Regions from separate parts of the Mus musculus genome. Here region 1 is linked to region 2. A link is a loop called in an ENCODE intact Hi-C map of the cell type or tissue named here. Cell type or tissue: gastrocnemius. All regions are shown on one strand. Each heading gives the region's core, and the rest is flanking DNA. Links, peaks and the distances in the headings are about the cores only.

The links. Hi-C counts contacts between places; a loop is a spot of excess contacts. Peaks named below come from ENCODE experiments on the same cell type or tissue, not always from the same donor. Only the 100,000 strongest peaks of a DNase experiment are listed, where the experiment ranks them.
Region 1: it touches region 2 in a loop (3-fold over the local background); 3 of 42 quality-filtered maps call a loop at or near these places.

Annotation. Positions count from the first base shown.
Region 1 is chr12:103,557,439-103,568,150 of GRCm38, forward strand. Ppp4r4 (protein phosphatase 4, regulatory subunit 4) reads left to right here. Exons shown (of 25, transcript NM_028980.3): 3 at 930-1,032. Among named protein-coding and RNA genes, the nearest start is that of Ppp4r4, 30 kb to the left of the region's middle. In gastrocnemius, for the core only: no CTCF peak of the experiment used is centred there; no DNase peak of the experiment used is centred there.
Region 2 is chr12:103,492,804-103,503,515 of GRCm38, forward strand. No RefSeq gene overlaps it. Among named protein-coding and RNA genes, the nearest start is that of Ppp4r4, 34 kb to the right of the region's middle. In gastrocnemius, for the core only: a CTCF peak has its summit at 6,651 (motif pointing right); a DNase peak (open chromatin) is centred at 6,133; H3K4me3 peaks cover 442 bases; H3K27ac peaks cover 2,280 bases.

The DNA of each region.
Region 1 (10,712 bases), core at 2,098-7,097, 63 kb after region 2:
GCTCATTTGAAACTCAAAGCCCACTTCCAGTGACACACCTTCTCCAACAAGGCCACATCTTTCCCAAATAGCCTCTTCAAGTGGGGACCAAGTATTCAAATAATGAGCCCTCAGGTCCATTCCCCTTCAGATGACCACAGTTCTACTTGAATATAAGTAAGAATAATTTTAATTTATTAAAAATATGTAACAATGTTTGCCATCAGCATTTAATGCGTTTGGTGGCTGTTCAGCACAGGTGTGATTTTACTCCATACTTGACATGCTTACAGAACTTGTGTTGCTCAGGCTATACTTGAAAGAAGTGTTTGTAGTTCATGGAATTATTTTCCAGAAGAATTTTAATACTTTCCAAAAGTATTTAGGCCTCTAGAATACCACAAAGGTTATTTTTGGGAAAAAAGCCTCAATACATGTTATACCAAAAAGTTATTTATATAAAATGTCCTAGTAGCCTGTTAGAGAATTGAGTGTATCTTTTAGAAGTTTCTTGCAATTAATGGAACCAGTTTATACAAGTCATTACAGTGTATGCAAAATTGTGTTTTTACCTATGGTATTTTAATTGTTGCTGTGATTATTATTTTACTATTTTATCATAATGCATTTATATCATTTACATATTTTATAAAGTATAGCAAACAGATTACAGATAAAAATATAATAGAATTTTGAAGTATTAGTAAGATTGTTAACACTTAATGACATGCATATAGACAGGAATTCTTACTTTAGCATAACTGTAATGTCTAATGTATTTGTTATAAGATTTATTTAAGAAAATTTTATTTCTGGTTTTATTTTTATATCAACAATATATTTAAAACATTGTAAGGAAGTCATTTAAAGCAGTAATTTTTCAAATTAACCCATTAAATTGAAAATTTAGCTCTTAATTTTACATTTAAAATTTGCATTTTCCTTGTAAGTGCTGGTCAAGATGTCCAAGGAGCCAGTGTGATTGCAAACCTTCCATTTTTGATGCGACAGAATCCTACTGAGACACTTCGGAGAGTCTTACCCAAAGTCAGAGTAAGTTGGTATGAAGTAAGATTTCAATTTCTTTTTTTCCCCCTCTAATAGCATGTTTGTCAATATTGAGAGAAAATGTCAGAGCTTTCATTGCTGGTCTTTCCCCTGCTAATAGAGTAGAAGTGTTATTATGTTTGTTTGAGTTATGATAAAATATCTAGGAAAATTAGTTGTAAAGAGTTCCTTGATGATATTCAAGAAAGACATTTTAAAGGTAGATTCTTAAGAGCCTAAGATGTAACTATCTTTATAAAATTATAGATACATCACTTGGTATTATTTTCATTTTTTTCAAAAATTAGTACAGTAATTTTATGTCTACATTACCAATAATAATTTAACCAAGATCCTGCATGACCAGCCTGTGGGGACTTCTGAAGACTCATCATATGGAGTGTATTATGGTTGATCACAATTTTAATTTATATTTATTCCTTCCTAGATATTTTCAGAATTAGCTTCTTGCTGTGATCATAAATGTTTTCTCTACTATTACATTTTTTCTCTAAGTTCATACTGCCCATTGGTTGTTAATAATCCATGCTATATATTTAATGACTAGTATTTATTATTTATTTGTACCTGTGTGCAAAGAACTCTTTTTTTTGAAGCAAGTATTTTGTGAGCAATGCAGATAGCAGTCTTTGTGTTGAATTCTCCTGCATCTTAACCACTAATGGGGTCAGAGGTTGCCTGCTATTGGAGATAATATTGGCTAGGAATGAATTTTATTTACTGCCCCTCCATTTTCCATTTGGTTATAGCTGTTTACAAATTAATTTATACATTTTTAAAAATCATAATCATTGGCATATCTTTGAGGTTTGCTTTATGGCATTATATATAGCATGGTCCCAACTACTGTCATTTTTATAAGGAGCCCACATGTCTACAAGACGATATGGGGCTTTACTGTGTACTATGGTGATTCATGAGTGTATTGAGTTTTGCTATGTCTCTTTTCCCAGAATCATGCTGAGTTTTGAAGTGAGTAAGTTTAAGTTTATACAGATCAAGTCTACTTGTAAATTCAATTTTGGTAGTGTTAACTGACCCAACATTGCTATCATGACACCGGGAGGTACAGTTAAATGGTAGAATCATCTTGGCTAGGGAGTTAATATAAGTAAGAAAATTAAGTTTAAAGTAAAAAACACCAAACATTCTGCACACTGTGTTGAGTTGGCTAAGTGTGGTCTACAGAGAGCAGACTGAGTATCCAAGGTGAATGCCTGGTTCCCAGAGAGGTCGGAGGAGGTTAGTATTAGGATCCTGAGACTGGAGTTCTAGTTTTAAGCTGCCATATATGTGGCTTCAGGGAATTGAATCCAGGCCCTCTGGAAGAACAGCCAGTACTTGTAGTTGCTGAGCCATCTCTCCAGCTCCTAGCATCCAGACATAAAAACAAGAATGAAGAATGAAAGGTAGAAAGCAGCAATCTTTACAGGTTCTGCCAAAATTCTGCTGATGTGTTCATAGTAGGCAAGTGACTAACTCCTAAGAAACTTGCATATGTTCAAGAAACTCTGGGTTCAATTCAGTCCCCAGCACCAAAACACCTCCTCTTAAACAAACAGAGAATATGCATTCATTTCATTTATGCAGTATATTGATACAGTTTCAAATGTATCTTCTGAAACTATAAGGTATGCTTGAGTTATGCAAGATACTTTTGTTTTTTGAGCCAGGGTTTCTCTGTGTAGCTCTGGCTGTCCTGGGACTCTCTTTGTAGACCAGGCTAGCTTCTAATTCCATTTGCCTCTGCCTTCTGAGTACTGGGATTAAAGGTGTGTGCCATCATGCCCAGCTGAAGATATGGTTTCAATGCAGAACATTAATGGTTAATTGGATTCAAAACTAATGCCCATTAATGAATGTAAGAAAACCTTTTTTTAAATTACTGAATGATTTTCATGTAAGTGTGTATGTATGTATGTCAGGGTCTCATGTAGCCCAGGCTGGTTTGTAACTCAGTATGTAGCTTAGGATGACCCTGAACTTCTGCTGATCCTCCTGCCTCCACCCCTCATGTACTAGTATTCGAGATTACATCATCATCCCCAGTTTATGTGGTAGTATTGGGGCTCAAACCCGGGGTTCCATTCGAGCCAGGCGAGCACTCTGCAGCTAAGCTATAGCCCCAGCTTTTTATTCTTTTTTAAGGTTGACTAGTAAGCAACTGTTTACTAGGGTCTTCATCTCTCTTGCCCATACAATTTGAAGGAGTTACAAAAAAGGTAGAAGGGTCTCAGGTGGGAGACACCACATCAGGAAAGTCCATAAGCCACACAGATGGATGAAGGGGCACGGCATGGTCCAGAATCACTGTGTGGCTCTGATTTTGCATAGGAACATTTGAGTGAAGCACAGAAGATAGACTTAGCTGGACAACAGTGATGACAGTGCTTTCTAAACAGCTTCCTACACAGTCAAAGATGGCCAAACAGTTACCAGTGCATTTTCACTGGTGAAACTATGCCTATTTGCAGATGATTCTGAAATCACTGTGCTCAGAGAGCATCAACACTTACTGGTACTTCAGGCTGGCACATTTTCAGGTCTGCCTGGCTTCTTCCAGTGATTACTTCTCAGTGATAAGCTGTGATAAGATTTTTCTCATAGTCACTCTGTTCACCTTGCCATCCTGCTGACTTCTTAGTTAATTTTGTGGTAAAACCACATTGTATGCCAGAGTGAGCGAGCACTTAGTAATAATGACATTTACAATCACTTGTATTTATTTACTGAGCACTGCTTGCCAGGTCTGAGGCACAGTTGTAATCACTGAAGTAGAGATGAATAAAAGTCAGTGAACTTGTTCTCTAGGAGGCTGTAGTGCAGAGGTGACCCAGACTTCAACAAGTAATCAAAGGAAAGGCTGACTGTCACTTGTGATAAGTGCTAAATGATGAGTGTAAAACAAACAGGGACACTGAGACAAAGTAGTAAAGTTAACAGGAGACCTTCTATGCACTGGAGCTCACTGTGGCCAAGCAGCAGCAGGTGGCCTGAGATGCAAGAGCCTGGTGAAACAGCCGAAAGTGTAGTTGGGGCTAGTGGGGGGCGGGGTGGAGTATGAACAGAGACCAGGCTGGACTAATTAACATCAGTGACATTGGATTTGAGGACAGTGGAAAGCTATTGGAGACGTTGAACATCAGAGTTACCATCTATTCACATTGTGTGGCCAGTTTGATTAGTGTGTAGATGAGAATGGGGCAGTTAGGAAGCTCTGGTCCTGGGCCTCTAAGAGTCAGTGGCAGGCTGGATTAACATGGGGAACTAAAGCAGTGGAGCAGTGAGCATGGATGTCTCCGATACAGTTATTAGAGGGAACAGAATTCCATAATGGATTGGAATGGATGAATTCCAAATGGATTGGGGTGGGGAGCAGCATCCTGATGGTTGGTGTGGGCATTGGGGTGGTTTTCAGTGTGTGAGGAGATGGTCTGTGTTGAGTGCACAGGTGGCAATAATCTGAGTCCTTGCTAATATTGGTCTTTCATGATTCACTTTGAGTATCTCATGCAGGAAGTAAGTATTCCCAAGGGCTTTATCACTTCTGTGGCTCCTCCTAGCCAGCTCCCAGAGCTCAGCCCTTACCTTGCTTCACCTAAAAGAACACGAGGAAAAGGGATGTGGGAGGCTTTGCTGGTGGTGCAGGTTATAATATTGTACTGGTGATAATCTTATTTGTTTACTATATTTGCATCTTATCCTTACTACTGGGCCTTAATTAAAATATGCTTTTTTTAAAAAAATGAGGCAACCTATTTTCACTGTTTTAAAGATGAAGGAATTTGGCTTTTTCTTTTCTTTCTTTTTGTTATGTTTTTGTTTGTTTTGAGACAAGGTCTCTCTAGGTAGTCCTGGCTGTCCTCAGATTTTCTATGTAGATCAGGCTGTCCTCAAACTCAAAATACTCCCAATTGCTGGGATCAAAGGTGTGAGCCACATCTAGCTGAGATGAAGAAAATTTGACTTTAAAACAGCAGCAGCTGGGGAGATGATGGTTCAGCAGTTAGGAATGAAAACTGTTCTTCCAGAAAATCTGAGCTTGGCTCTCAGCACCCAGATAAGGTACAGCTACTTTAATTCCAGCTCCAGGAAATCTGATGCCCTCTTCTGGCCTCTGTGGGCACTGAACTCTCACCTGTTCATACACGTGTGTGCATGTGCTCACGTGCGCGCGCGCGGACACACACACACACACAAACACACACAACAATTAAATCTACAAGCAAAATAAGTAAAATATAAAAATTAGGATTATAATTGTACTAGTTTTATTATATTTACAAAATCTCCTTTCAAAACTGGATCCAAAGTGGATGGTAATATGTTGTGTACTTCTCAAGGTAGAATTTAAGTAAGAATCAAGAAAGAAAATAATTTTTGGCTTCCAAAATACTTCAAGATATAGTTATTTAATCATGTTATATAATTTAATCCTATGGTCATTATTTGATCTAGTAATTTTCTACAACTTAATAAATTGAATTCTGAGATATTAGATTTTAATATTGAATTTGTGCTTATGCTATCTGGAAGTGAAGTAATTTTTATTGTCAAGATAAAGATCTTAAAGTCTTTATTCCTTTATAAAATCACAGAAAAAGGTAATATTACACTTGACATATTATAATGGACTCCTTTATATTACAGCACCAAGCAGTTCTTCTTGTTCCTCTTGAATTTTTGAATTCATTTACTTGTTCATTTACTTAAATTTTGTTCCAAAACTATGTCATAATATTATTCAGCAGAAAATGTGCAGTGTCAGGCACAGAGAATAATTATTGTATTTCCTCGGGTCCTATGGGGGTCAGCCACTGTATGCTATTGGATGTTTTATGTGTCTTAATCTCTGAGCCCAAAGGTTCTTTGACACCCATCCCACAGTGGAAGAGACACTAGTTAACCAACTTGCCTACAGCAACGTGTCAACCTCATGATTGGCTGATCTGATTGCAGATCTTTGATGTGTAATTCACTTGTCAGGCCTCAACCACCTTGTCTGGTTACTACAGCAGCTGCACATGGGAACATTTGCTTCTACTTAGCCACCTAGAAGCCACTCACCCAAGAGGACTTGAAGAAATACCAACCAATCGTGTTATATATTCTTATGTGTGAGAATTATTACTTAAGTGGTGAAATGAAGTGACAGAATGCTGTCCCCTTCACTTCCCCTCCCCTTATCCCCAAGAATCAAGCTGGGAAACTGTAAATGTTACCTTAATTTAGAACAAGGTAATTTCAAAATGTGCTTAAATCTGGAGATAGTGATATTGTCTTGGGTCATTTAGATGGGGCCCCAATGTCAACACATGTCTCTTAGTAGAAGAAACTAGAAGATGAAGGAGTGGGAAAGACAGCAGTGAAGACAGAGAAAGATGCAGAAAGCCAAGAAGTGACACCACAGTAGCCTGTGGCAGGAATGTGGCACTGAACATTTTGGTCTGAGTAATACTGCTTTACCACATCTGCCTTCTAGAACTATGGGAGAGTACATTTCTGTTGTTTTAATGCATCCAGCTGAGAGTAAGCTAAAGCAGATCACTTTTCAAAGCTTCCTGCCATGTCCTTTTTGACCCTGGCACCTACCAATCTTTCCATAAAAGCAGAAATCTTTGTTACCCTGGCTTGTCATTTTGTCCCCAGAGTCTGGACTGGCATTTAGAAAGAACAGGCACTCACAGTCAACTTTACAAAGACTGTGTTCTGAGAGAGTCAGTGTCTACTTGAGGGACCCATGCTGTGCTTGACTTGCTGGCCTGATGCTGCAGACCCTTTTGGTCTCTATCTGCATAGAACAGGGTCTCTGGTTGCAGGTGGACAAGGAGTCAGCAAATGACAGGCAAAATCAACACAAGAGGTTGTGTAGGATCTGAATGTATTGTCACCAAGTGAACACAAGTCTTATATAATGCAGAAAATAAAAGGGGTAGGAAGTCACAGCAGGCAAAGTACATTGAAGTTACCTGACACAAAACAAAGGAATGACTTCAAAGGGACTTACAGGAACCAGGTAATATTTACAGTAAAGATAAAACTGTCCTACCTAGGGTCAGCTTAATGAAAGGTAAGGATTTCACACCCTAGTCACAATTTGTGCTACTCCTTTGAACCTTGTGAAAGCTAGCACCAGGGGGGTCTGCTCTAGCAGATCTTCTCATGAATAATGCAATACCACAATCCCCCTATTTCCTAGGCCTTGATAAATTCTCCTATGAGTGTAACTTGGCTGTTCTTTTAAGTATCTGTGGAGAATCTCCATTTGTCCAAAGAATTCACCAACTTGCTTCTAATATGCAATGTAGCCTATTATACCTGGCTGTAGTGAAGATTCCTGTCTCAGTGGGATTCCTTAACTCTTACATCATAACCAGCCTATTAGCTAAGCCATTGTGTATTCCCTTGTTTGGGTGAGACTGGCTACTGTCCTAAGTAATCACTGCAGACTAGCCCTGAGCTATTCCAGCTCCATTCTTTGTAATGCATAGTTAGTTTCACTGTTTCTACTAGAAGAAAATTTGAATATTACTGAATAGATAGCCTTCTCACTGAATTCCAAGCTCATCTGCTTCAAGGATTTTCTATGACGTTGGAACACTGGTGGAGGCTTACCTATGTCAGAATTCAATCTTTAGTGGCACTTATAATAAAATAATACTAAAAGAGAGCACGTGGATCCATACACCAGACTAACTCTGGGATATGGTATGAGTATACAGGTTATGAGAACGCCTGGTTCCAGGAGGTTAAGTTTCCTTGAAACTCTTTGCCTCATGAGTGCTTCCAGGCCTCTTGGCCTGCCAAGCAGACTTCACTGGAGTGTGCGTAGCAGCCTGACTCACTGAAGCGTTCTTGAGTGAGTCAGCACTGTTGGTATCTGTAACACTGACTTGTGCACTCAGAGAGACACTTTACAGGGGTGGGAGGGGAAGGTGAAGTACAGAACAGAAGACGACAGAGACACGGGCTATTAAACCAATATGAAAATTATTTAAAGTTGGGAGATGTTATATAGCAATATTTTGATTCAGAAAAAAACCTACAACTTTCGCTGTTACTACTATTTGTGACATTATTTTCCTGAGTTAGTTGATACAGTAAGAAAATACCAGAACTATCATCCAGCTGAATGAAACAGCATTTTATACTGGGTACAGACAGATTCTTAAATGATCTCATTTTGAAATTTGAATAAAAAGCATTTACTTTGCAAATAAAGGTATTTGTCAATGAAGAGCTGCATGTGTTTTAAAAAGCCTCTTTGGAAGTAGCACAGTTGAATGGTCAGTAAGGATCACTCACTGTGGAGCAGGTGCTGTGTGTTGTGCCTTAGATACATTCTCTCAACAATTGTCAGCGCTATCCGATTTCAAGCTGACAGATGTAACTTAAATCTCACTGTTTGACTGTAATGTTAGGTTTGTAAGAAGAATGGAAGAATGTAATTGATTTTGATAGTGCTCTGAAAAATAAAAACAGCCTTAGCTAAGGATTGAACGAGTACAAGTGAGCAATACAGACTCCTTTCTTCTTTGGTCTGCATCTCAGAAAATGTTTCTCTCTTCCTCGCTGTAGTTGCCAATTTCTGAGATAAAAGTTTAAATTCTGAGAAAAGCAAGAGGGTTTTATGAAAGCAGCATAATTATACATCTTAAGCAGAACATGATGTTCTAGGACCCCTGCAGGTCACAGACAGCCTGTGGTGGAGCATAGCATTCCATTGGCTGACACTGATTGCAGGCAGGGAAAGAGGAGAGGGGAAGATTCCCACAGTGGCATGAGGTTAATGGAGGTTCCCAGCGTCAGGGTAAGAATCAGCCAGGAAGGAGGAAGCTTTCTGGTCTAGAGGTATAGAGTTATAGAAGAGTCACCCGGTTCTCCACGAAGGAAAATGGATACAGCTGCAACTGGAGGAATCGCAGCAGGAACACACAGTGGAGACTGCTCTTTTTGTTTTATAGTGCAAAATAAAATGTTGCCGACCATAGTCATTCAAGGATAGTGTCTGCATTATGATTGTGCATTTAATGTTTGTTTATATTTAAGGACAAAATAGATTGGCATTACTAATTACTTCATAGTAATAAAGTTCTATGGAAACATTTATACGTATGTAGATTGGGCATAAAGGAAGAATCATATAAGGAAGACAATTATTTTTTTCTTTTGTGACCGGGCCTGACTTAGCCCAGGCTGGTCTCAGATTGTCTATACATTGAAGGATGGATCTATGTCTTGAACCTCTGATCCTTGTGCCTCATCCTGCCACCCCCAAGTGTCACAATTACAGGCATGTGTCACCACACTCAGCAGTTAATATCTTTCACGAGATTTAAAGTTTGATTTGTGTTTCATAAAATTCAAGTAGAGAGCAATGTTCTTATATTTGCTTCTTGGCCATTTTACCATCCATCCTGCCTGTAATAAAAAAAAGAACTGAATCTTCTGAAATTCTTTTAAATGTGCAGTTGAGCTTAAAAGAATAAAAAACAATCCCCTGGGCTGAAAAGGGTTTCTAAAACTAGGTTAGCCTCTAAATGCACGTGCTCGTGTCTTTGCTACAGCCTGTCAGAGGCGATCACAAGACTGCCACAGGAGTTGACTCTCAAGAGCAGGATGATGCTGAGTCGGGTATAGGGACACTGGCTTGCCTGTTTGCTTTACTATAGACTCTGTGTTGCTCTGGCTAGGCTTGCTCTCACAATACCTATTTTCTGAGCACCAGTTCAGATGTGCCACCATATCTGGAGGTGGCTCGACTTTTAACAGAATTTTACAGGTTGCAGGATAGAGTCTGTATCAGGTTGGGATAACTCACAACTTTTTACCCAGCAGTGCCACCTATAGGTCTCCTCTGTTTGGGACAGAGCAGTAGAATGGAGAGAGCCCTCCTTGGTTGCTGAAGGTATGATGGTGATTAACTACTAGTGAGGGAAGGAAGCAACTATGCCTGCTTCCCCAGAACCTTCTCTTCGGTAAAGCAAAGGCTTGATGGAGGAAGGGCAGAACCTGCGGCTTCTGGTGGCCTGGGAAGCTCCACCGTTTCTGTGGGAGTAGCAGAAGAAACAACAGCCTCTTTTGGAGAAGAACAGACAGGACAGTGCAAAGACATGGAAGAGCAGTATGTACACTTTACCACAGGGCTATCTATCTAGGTGAGAACCTTCAGGGTGTTAACTTTAAATATTGTGTTTATGTAACTGCATAGGTTGTAGGTATGTATGCATAGCTCCCTGTGCTATTCCTGCAGTTCCCCCTGTACTCACACAGACCAGTTAATTATTTTCTAATGAGAGGAACACCTCAGAACCTATTAATATTCTGACAAAGATTTGAGACAAATCTCCTTATGTAAGCATTTTTTATATTTATCTTATTTTATGTATATGAATGTTTTATCTGCATGTATGTATGTATGTGTCAGGTGCATGCCTGGTGCTCTTAGAGATCAGAGGAGGGTATTGGATTCTCTTTGAAAATGAAGTTACAAGTAGTTCTGAGCCACGTGGGCTCTGGGAGTCAGACCTGGGTTCTCTCCAAGGGCAGCTAGTGCTCTTAACCACTGAACCATCTTCCCAGCTCAACATTCTGTTCCTAAACTCCTAGTTTTTGTTGAAGGGAAGTTGTGTTTGTAGTGGCAGTTCTCCACTTCTGTCTCTATT
Region 2 (10,712 bases), core at 3,722-8,721:
TGCATGTTTGTGTGTTTGTATGTGCGTACATGTTTGTGAGTATGTGTGTGTGTATGTGCGTGCTAGGTGCTAAGTTAAAAGCCTCTGTCAGGCCTACAGACCACTTACACACACATCCCCCCGCACCCCAAGGGGTTGGAGTCTTGCAGCTAATTGTGGCCCGAGTTGTAGTAGTGGGAGAATTTGCTTCTTGTATTGAAGTGCCCTCTTGTGTCCATATTTGGAACTGCAAGCACAGCAGCATTTTGTGTTGGACAATGATGCAGGTTGGTTGGGTGGGGTGAGGCTGTTCTAAAGGCTGATCAGGTTTGTCCTCAGACGGAAATGGTTGCAAGGATAGCTGTGTTCTTTGGAATACCCATTTCTACCCAGCGAGCATCACTGCAAAATGATGCTAAGAAGTTTCTCGGTTCACACAGCACCCCCACCTGTGCTTTCTTCTCTGTTTGGTACAGACTTCTAGAAACCATACTGTGAATGTGACCTCACTTCTCAGACCACACGGATGGGAACTCAGAAAATCCACTCCAACCAAGGTTCTTTCCCTGGGAATTTGGAAGGAGAGAAATTACAGAGACAGTCAACCAGCTAGCTGGACCTGTAGCTGGACCTGCAATGAACCACGCAGAGCCGTGAAGTAGCCACAGTCTGAACTGAACGTGGGATGAGTTGGGGAGAAAGATGATCGTCTAAGAAGAAAGGCGACAAACGTTCCCAGAGAAGCCAGAGTGCTAAGAAAACCCTTTCTGTTCTCTCTCTCTCTCTCTCTCTCTCTCTCTCCGAGACAGGGTTTCTCTGTGTAGCCCTGGCTGTCCTGGAACTCACTCCCTGAACTCAGAAATCCGCCTGCCTCTGCTTCCCAAGTGCTGGGATTAAAGGCGTGTGCCACCACTGCCCGGCCCTTTCTGCCTTCTCATTGCTGGTCAGCCCTGAGGTGTGGGAGGCTCCTGGTGGTTCATCTTCACTGTCAACTTGACTGGATTGAAGTCACCTAGGAGTCTCTCTCTCTCTCTCTCATATGGTGTGTGTGTGTTCTAGAAGTGTGGGTCTAAGAAGGGAGACAAGCCCTGAACGTGGTGACATCATCCTCTTAGGGCCTGGATCCCACGCTGAATAGACAGTAGAAAGAAGAGAACATGAGCCGAGTGCTGGTGTTTGTCAATCTGCTTCCTGACTGTGGATGCCACGTGACCAGCAGCCTCATGCTCCCACCACCAATGCCAGCCCAAGCCATGACGGACTGCCCTTTCCTTGTGGACTAAGCTAAACCCTTCCTTCCTTAACTTCCCGTTGTCAGACATCTTGTTATAGCAATGAGAAAAGTAACGAGCGCGGCTCCTCAACTGTATTAGCTATGCTGTGTACATCTCAGGCCACCAGAGCCCTACCAAAGCTCTTCCTGGTGGCCACTCTTCATTCCTCATTCATTCATTCATTCATTCATTCATTCATTCATTCATTCAGAAAACACTGATACTTTCTACGTGTAAAATGCTGCTCCAGGTGTAGAGAAAAGAGCAGTGAAGGAGGTGAAATCTTTGCTGTCACATCCAAGAGATGGTCATTAAACCAACAAACAAAAACACAACCTACCTGAAGGTGCCAGGGCTCTGAAGACAAGCCGAGGAAGAAGACTATGTTTGCTGCAGTGTGAGTTGCTGTGTTAATAGAGTCTGAGTCCGTTTGTGCTTCTGTAACAAAATACCTGGTTAATTCATGAGGAAGAGAAGTTGATTTCTCCACCTGGGGAGTCCAGTTCAAGTTTAAGTCGGAGCCAATTAACATTTAGCACCTGAAGTCTGTACCTTAGAGGGGGAGAAACACTGCCGCCTCGTGGTGGGAGGCAGAAATGCAGCAGAGTCCAACAACTCCATTGAGCCCTTTCAGAAAGCCACCTAACCCCGCTCACCACAGAGGAGTCCTCCTGTCCCCATTGCCTATCAAAGGGCCCGTCTCTCATTGCTATCACAGTGGCAGCAGCTGGCTGACTCTTGGAGAGGACACATTCAAACAGCAGACGCTAACAGGTCAAGAAGGTTCTGGCCTTGAGTCACAACCTGAAGGAACTACAGAGGCACAGGGAGTCATAGAGCATGTTCAGGTCAAACATTCCATGGAGGGAACGGCAGGCCCAAAGACCCTGAGGGAAATGGGGCTAAAGGGCGGTATCAAGTGTGGCCAGGATGTAGAATGAGACTCTGAGTGGCCAGGGGAGCATGGTGGGTCATGTCCGTCATATACAGAATATGGACACTCAAAAGGTTTAAGCTGATGTCGTGCTCTGAATTACTTATTTTTAAGAGAATAGCTAGGCCTTGAGTTGCCTATGGTTGCCTAGGGCATCCTGGGGTTTGGGGAGACCCATCTGGGACTCAGCCTGCAAACGCTTCCCTGGACTGCTGGGCCTCTGTGCTGGATTGTGTGGGCCCAGGGGCTCGGTTTGCTTTGGCTTATGCTACCTGGAAAAATGGAACCTCAGTCAGAACAGGCTGGTGTGGGTTCCAGCCACTCAAGTTGTTTTGTGAGTTTCGTCTTCTTTCCCCTGTGAGACAGAGAGTAGGCATTTGTGCTTAGAGGGAGGAACCCCAAGGGAAGCTGAGGCAGGAGGAAGAGGGGGCTGCAGTTGCCTAGGCTGGAGGCTTATACCCAGTCAGTGATCAGTCATGGGACCTGCCCAGTGTCTACTAGTTATACAATGGGAGCTGTCCTCAAACCCACAATTCCACCCACCTCCCCCAAAGTATTGACTCTCTGGGTCATTAAAGCGCAATGTCACTGTCCCACTTTTGGGGGATTTGCATATTGAATAGTTGTGATTTGCAAGTCTGGATTCAGGTAGAGGTGGTTGGGGAGAGCTCTGGCAACTCCAAGAGCTGCCTCTGTCCTGTGTAAAGGGAGGATGGAGGCCCATTCTGTCCTGTGGGTGTGGGGACCTCTATGAACCAGATTTTCTGAATTTTGAAGAGGAGAGAAGTCTTACAGGAAGAAGTATTGTACTGGCTAGTTTTGTGTCAACTTGACACAGCTGGAGTTATCACAGAGAAAGGAGCTTCAGTTGAGGAAATGCCTCCATGAGATACATTAAGGCATTTTCTCAATTAGTGATCAAGGGGGAAAGGCCCCTTGTGGGTGGGACCATCTCTGGGCTGGTAGCCTTGGGTTCTATAAGAGAGCAGGCTGAGCAAGCCAGGGGAAGCAAGCCAGTGAAGAACATCCTTCCATGGCCTCTGCATCAGCTCCTGCTTTCTGACCTGCTTGAGTTCCAGTTCTGACTTCCTTTGGTGATGAACAGCAGTATGGAAGTGTAAGCTGAATAAACCCTTTCTTCCCCAACTTGCTTCTTGGTCATGATGTTTGTGCAGGAATAGAAGCCCTGACTAAGACAAGCATTGTCAAACACAATAGGACCGGAAGACAGCTCTGTTGGTAAAGCGCTTACGTTATAAACACGAAGACTAAAACCCACATAAAAAAGCCAGGTGTGACGATACACACTTGGCATCCCAGAGCCAGAGAGGTGGAGACAGGTAGGGATAGCCAACCTAGCTTCCTTGAAGAGTTTCAGGTTAATGAGAGACAACGTGTGAAAAATAAAACACAGCCAGGCAGTGAGGGCTCAAGCCTTTTATCCCAGCACCTGGGAGGCCAAGGCAAGTGGATCTGTGAGTTCGGCCAGCCTGGTCTATATATAGAGCAAGTTCCAGGATGGCCAGGGCTACACAGAGAAACCCAGTCTTGAAAAAACAAAACCAACCAACCAACCAACCAACCAACCAACCAAACTAAAGCAAACAAAATAAAAACAGGTGGATGGCACCTGAAAAACAATATCCAAAAGGTGCCCTCTAGCTACACACTATACACACACACCCCGCAACAAGCGCATTGTGGGTAGTTCAACCTCAGAGAAACATGGCTTATAGGTCACCAAACTGGGGCTCTGGTGTTCCGCCAGGGTGAGATACCTCCCTCACCTTTGGACTAATGAGACTGGCTTGTTGAAGACTCCCTTTGTGTCCTCTCTGTCCTCAGGAATCATGCGGTGCTTTCAGTGGCTGGGGAATATCTCAGGATACCAGGGGGTTATTAGAACCCACATCTGATCTGCGTTTATCTGCTCATTCAGCTCCTATAAATGGATGGTGCTCACACCCAGCCATTTCGCATGAGCAGTGACACTAAGCCTTCCCAGGAAGCGTGTGGAACAGCATTGGCTGGGTACCAGGTGACCTGGAATAGTCAGTGGTGACCCATTTTCCCACTTTATTAACCTATAAAAGATGTTGTCATGGAAAGTGAATCCCAAGCCGCAAGCCCTCATTTGCACAGCCACCTGTCCTGATGCTTCCATTCCTCTGCCAAAATCCTGTCACCTGCTGTCCCGGCTTTCCTGAGGGGAAAGTGATTCTTGGCTCCAGGAATACATGGGGCCACCCTTTCCCAATGCCACCATCTTGGATCCAAGGACTGGATCCAGGCAAGGAACAGAGATGTCCGAGGCGCTCTCCTTGGCTCTCTCTATCCTGGCCTCCTTTCCTCCCTCCATATTTCTTCCATCTTATTTTGTCACACGGACCTACAGTGTTTTAGACTGCAGCAGCCACAAGGATGCTGCTTGATACAGAGTTTCCCAGCTGAGCCTGGCTGGGGTATGGTTCTGGTGATGAGGGTCTAGCTGTGGTGACTTCAGCAGCCCCAAGGCTCACAGATGTTCTGTGGATCTGCTGAGGTGGCCCTGCCCGGTGTTCTAAAGTCCAGCCAGATAAGATTTCTAACAGAGAGACCAACATAGCCTCTTCACAGCGGCTACTAGGCAAGGCAGGCACCCATGAAGACAATTCCTGTATCCACACCCCTTTCAAAGTCACTGCTGCTTTATTCTGACTGATGCTGTAGGATGCAGGCTGAGTACAGCCAGAAGCAATCACACTCAGCATCTTAGCTTTAAAAAAGGTGTGTGTGTGTGTGTGTGTGTGTGTGTGTGTGGTGGGGGTCTGGGGGCCAGAAAATAACCAGTAGGAATCAGGTCTCTCTTCTGACTGTATCCTGGTGATCTGACTCAGGTCAGGCTTAATGGCGAAGAACTCTACCTGCCAAATTATCTTGCTAGTCAGTCAATCAGTCAGTCAGTGCACACATGCGTGTGCATGTATGTAAGGAGGTGGTGGAGAAAGGTAAAAAGGGAAATGCTATACTTAAATTTTAATTTAAAAGAGGGAAGAAAAGACTTGAATGTTATAACAAGACCCACTACTTTGTATGCTAATATAAGAAGTAATTTTAAAAAACTTAATTTAAAAAAAAGGAAAAGTATCTTCCAGAGCTTACCAAATGATTGTCAGAGAGTGTATCCTTAACTTGACTTCCTTGAGCTTGGGAAAGCTCAGAGGGCCAAGCTACCCACCGTACTTGTGAAGATCAGAGGGCGTTTTCTGAGAAATAGCGCCAGCCAGGAGTTAACGCTTTCAGGGTCGGTTCTACCACTCTGGACTTGAAACATCCATTAGAAGGGCCATTAAGCAGCAGCTGTCAGGGCAAGGCCAAGGCTGGGGAAGGGGCCTTTGGGCCATCGCGAAGCTTTTGGTCCATCTGGAGCAGACAAATGAGCCTGTGGCAAGAGGGCTTCACACATTATCTCTGTGATGCTCGCTGCAGACCCATAAAGCTGGTATTTTAAAACCTTGAAGTGGAGTGAAGGCTTCCACCCCTGCCATTTACAAGGGCACCCTCATCCCCGGTCCTAATTACTTGAGTGGACTCTTGTGGAGGACATTTCCCAGCACTGCTGGGGAATTTGGGAACACAGGTCATGCAAGTACCCTTTTCTTCGGGCTACAGTGAGGAGAGTGCTTGGTGGAAGAGCCAGTGTGCTGTGTGTTTCAGTCAATAAATGTATCCACCTGCAGCTCTGTACCCAGGAGGATCTGTGGCCCTGTCTCCCCTTTCTCTCATTGATTTCTGTCCTGGGTCCCCAGCCACCATCTGGGAGACACCCTGTGGCCTGGGACAGATGAAAGCTCTCCAGCTCTCCTAGTACCACCCTGAAGTCTGAGACGCAGGAGTTTGGGTCTTCAGTGGAATCTGGCCAAGGGTTGGCTTGGGAGTCTGTGCCAAGGAGCTCTGGTGACTGGGAAGGGCCAGCGTGGAGGCCAGCAGGGTTGGCAGCAGGAAGCCCTGATCTATTTCTGATCTTCTCCACCATCTCATCTCCTCGGTATCCATTTCCTGCCTGGCCTCCGCCAGCCTTCCCCCACCTCTTGCTTTTCCTTCTCCCAAGGGCTGTGTGCTTGTTCTAAGGGAACCTTGTCTGCGTGTGCTTAAGGAAACTGAGCCTCTGGTGGTTAGTGAAGCCCATGAAGGTCTTCTATGGAGGAGCTGAATTCAAACTAAGAGTGCGAGTCGTCAAACCTCACTTTCATGGTCATGGCTATGCATGTTTGCAAACGTGGCACTCTTCACACAAATTGGGAGAAAATGAAGATTCTGAATGGGGTGTGGGGGTGGGGGTGGGGGGAGGTGGGGCTGTGGTTTCACATCTCTTTTCTTCTCAGACTGTTTAAAGATTTACTTATTGTTGTTTTATGTGTGTGACTATTTTTGCCTGCATGTATATATGAGTACCACGTATGTGCAGTACCAGCAGAGGGCAGAGGAAGGCTTTGGATCCCTTGGAATGCTATGTGGATGGTAGCAAGGAAACCTGGGTCCTCTGCAAGGACAGCGAGTGCTCTTAGCCACTGAGCCATCTCTTCAGCCCTGGATTCTGCAGGTCTCACCAATTCTAAGAAGTTTCTGACATAAATTTTGCCTAGCAAGTATGTGTTGCTTTATCTATCTATCTATCTATCTATCTATCTATCTATCTATCTATCTATCTATCTATCTAAAAAAATACATGTTAAAAAATAATTGTTCTTGGTTCTTACTGTAACCCAGTGAGACTGGCCAGGAGGAGTGAATGCATTTGTGTCTTGTCTTCTTTTTTATTTTGAGACAGGTTCTGTGATGGTTGGAATGAGAATAGCCTCTATAGGCTCGTATATTTGAATTCTTAGTCTCCAGTTGGTGGAACTGTTTGGGAAGGATTAGGAGGAGTGGCCTTGTGGAAGGAGGTGTGGCACTGTGGGGAGGGCTGAGGTTTCAAAAGCCAACACCATTTCCAGTCAGCTCTCTTTATCTGCCTCGTGGTTACTGTCTCAACAATTAAGCACTCAGCCACTGCTCCAGGGCCATGCCCCCTGTCATGATGGTTATGTACTCACCCTGTGAAGCTCTAAGTCCCAATAGACTCTTCCTTCTATGGATTGCCTTGACCGTGCTACTTTGTCACTGTAGTAGCAAAATAACTAAGACAGGATCTGGTGTAGCTTCAGCTGGCTTTGAACTTGCTACGAAGCTGAGGATGACCTTGAACTCCTGACTTTTCTGCCTCTTCCTCCTGACTACTAAGATTAGAGTATAAACCACTATGCCCAGTTTACCCAGAGCTTTGTGCATACCAAGCAAGCACCCTGCTGACTGAGCCATATCCCTCCACATTAATATTTTGTGGGCAGCTTGGCCAAAGTCCAGAGAGTTCAACCATGGTTGCAGTCTCCCCCCCCACCCCCCTGGTGAGCAAGCAACTTCAAGAGAGATCATAGGTAAATGATTCTGGTTCTTGGGCCTGGCCTATCACACTGCTCTCCCTGCAAAGATGCATAAAGTGTGGGCCCAGACTGCCAGACGAGATCCTGTTGCTGTTGCAAACCATCCCAAGTGTTGAATGTCACTTGAAACCTACCTCTGAGAAGCAGCCTTGAGATTGTGACAATTGTTCTATTATTCTGAGGTTCTACTGTTCCTGACCTAGTGAGACACCCCAGTTTTTTTTGTTTTGTTTTGTTTTTGTTTTTTGTTTTGTTTTGTTTTAAAGAACCCTTGGAGACATTTTAAATGTCTGGAGGTGGAGACCACGCACATCATAGAGGACAAAGTTTACTGTTTTCCTGAGCCGAATTGAGTGCACCCGGAGGGCTGTCCTTGGCAGTGAAAGTGGACCAGATAGACGATACAATGAAAGAACAGAGGCTGCTGAGGTCTGCCAGGAGCTCTTCGGTGGAAGAAATGACCGACTCCTTGTAGGAGAACTGTGGGCTGCGCCAAGCACACTGAGCATAGTCAAAAAAGGGGGCCAGGTTGAAGCCAGGTGCTCAACTTCTACATTTCCAATCTGGTAGGACCTGAGCTTTTATCTGCAAAGGCTGCTAGCCTTTGACAAAGGACCATGTGTTCAGGGGTTTAGATCTCAGGGAAGGAAAGAAGAAAGAAAGAAAAACACTGTGTGACAGCTAAGCCCCCAGGCAGCTGAGACTGTCTAGGTTGGAAGGTTGGAAATATGGTAGACTAGCTGGGGAATAGAGGTGCTGGTCCCAAGACTGAGGATGCTGGCCCAGACTTCCCTGCTTGCTGTAAGCAGCCATGAAGTCACAGTTTGGGCCCCTGAACTGTAGTCTTAAGCCATCCACCTGGCTTTATCTCTGTGCCTTCTCGTGGACCAGATCTTATCTGACTTTTCTTAACTAGTTCAAAGGGGATCTGGAGTTAAGAGACCAGGGAGAGATCTGTAAGGTTTCTATTCATCAATGGGTACCAAAGGCCCATGTGGTATAGTTTGGTCCCCAGCCTATGGCAATATTGAGAGCTGGCGTGGAAGTTCTAGATAGTGCCATTAGAGGGAATATTCTCTTTAAGGTGATATGGAATCCCAACTTCCTCCACCCTTCTTCTTCTTTTTTTCTTTTTTTCTTTTTTTTTGGCTTTTTCGAGACAAGGTTTCTCTGTGTAGCCCTGGCTGTCCTGGAACTCACTTTGTAGACCAGGCTGGCCTCGAACTCAGAAATTTGCCTGCCTCTGCCTCCCAAGTGCTGGGATTAAAGGTGTGTGCCACCATGCCCGGCTTTTCTTCCACCCTTCTAAGCACCTGTCATACACCCAAAGCAACATGGCCTTAACCTATTGAAACCATGAGCCCAAAGAAACGTTTCCTCTTTTTAATTTGATTGTCTCAGAGTTACTTCATCAATGCAACCTCTGACGGACACAAAGGGCTACATATAAAAGAAGGCTAAGTCTTGGACATGGCCCCAGGGGTGGGGGTTTAGCACGTTCCAGCAGGCTGTCACCCCATTCAGTCCCTGTGTGGGACAAATACTTTCTTGGTCCTCTATTGAGCTGGCGTTTCTCTCTGCCTTGTGTTTGTCTGACTTTGAGTGCATGTTTGTTGATTGAATGAAGGGATTGAACTGTGCGTGCAAGCTCGCATTGACTTTCTGGTAAATTGGTTCATTTCTTCTCGTCTATAAAACAGGTCCTGGACTTGGCACTGTGTGTTTTTAAAACACCGGGGTATTTGTTTTCTTTCTCGCTGAGCTCTCTTACTGGTTTGGAGAGTGTTGTTTTTGTTTTGTTTTTTAAAATTATCCTTGTGGGTAATAGCACTCTGTGTTTCTCTTGTGAAAAATTTCCCCCACGGCTTCCCCGTCAGGGTCCTCAGATAGCAGAAGCCACAGTACATCACTGACTTAGGCTCTCTCAGCTCTGCTCTGCACAACCTCAGGCATTCTGTAGCTCCAAGTCTAGGAATTTTGACACCCTCACACAGATATACATGTAGGGAAACACCAATGCATGTAAAATAAAAATAAACTATTAAAATCAAACCAAGGACCAGTGACATGACTTAGTGGGTGAAGGTGATTGCTGCCAACCAACTGGGATTTTTTTTGTTTGGTTTGTTTGTTTGTTGTTGTTGTTTTGTGGGTTTTTTTGTTTGTTTTTGTTTTTGTTTTTTGAGACAGGGTTTCTTTGAGTAGCCCTGGTTGGAACTTGCTTTGTAGACCAGGCTTGCCTCAAGCTCAGAAATCTGCCTGCCTCTGCTTCTCTCTCTCTCTCTCTCTTTTTCCGAGGCAGGGTTTCTCTGTGTAAACCTGGCTGTCCTGGAACTCACTCTGTAGACCAGGCTGGCCTTGAACTTAGAAATCTGCCTGCCTCTGCCTCCCAAGTGCTGGGATTAAAGGCATTCGCCACCACTGCCCGGCCTGCCTCTGTTTCTCAAGTGCTGGCCCACCAGGCTGAAAACCAACTTTTGAAAGTTGCCTTCTGATCTCCACATGTTGTTACAGGAAGTCCACCAGAGATGACCACTTGGACACAGTTTATAGCCAGTTGAAAGTCTTTATTCCAACCAGCTGGGATGATATTCAGGGGTTTAGGACCTAAGTGTAGCCCCAGGCACTCAGACCAAGCAGCTTTTAATGGCAAAACTCACCACATCTTGGTACCTTGCTTTACAGGGGGAGGTCTGTACAAGTCGACAGTTTCACGGAAGCTGAGAGAAGTGAGCTTGAAGATCCTGATCTTTGCTTCGTAGAACAGAGTTGGGAACGTTTCCATATGGGATCCTCCATCAAAGAGATTAAATTTTAGTTAAAATTGGAATGGTCTCAGCAAGAAAACAAGATGGAGGGACCTCTGCACTGTCTTGTCCTGATTTGTGTGTATGCACACACATGCGCACATGTGTGCACAGTAAATAAATGTAATGAAACTTTAAATAAATCAAATCAATACTGGTTTGGTGTTGCCACAGTCCAGGTCTGGGCCTGGCTGACTACCAGTTGTGTGATAAGACTGTCTTCCACGTACTGGCCTTGGCTGTTCAGAGCAACTAG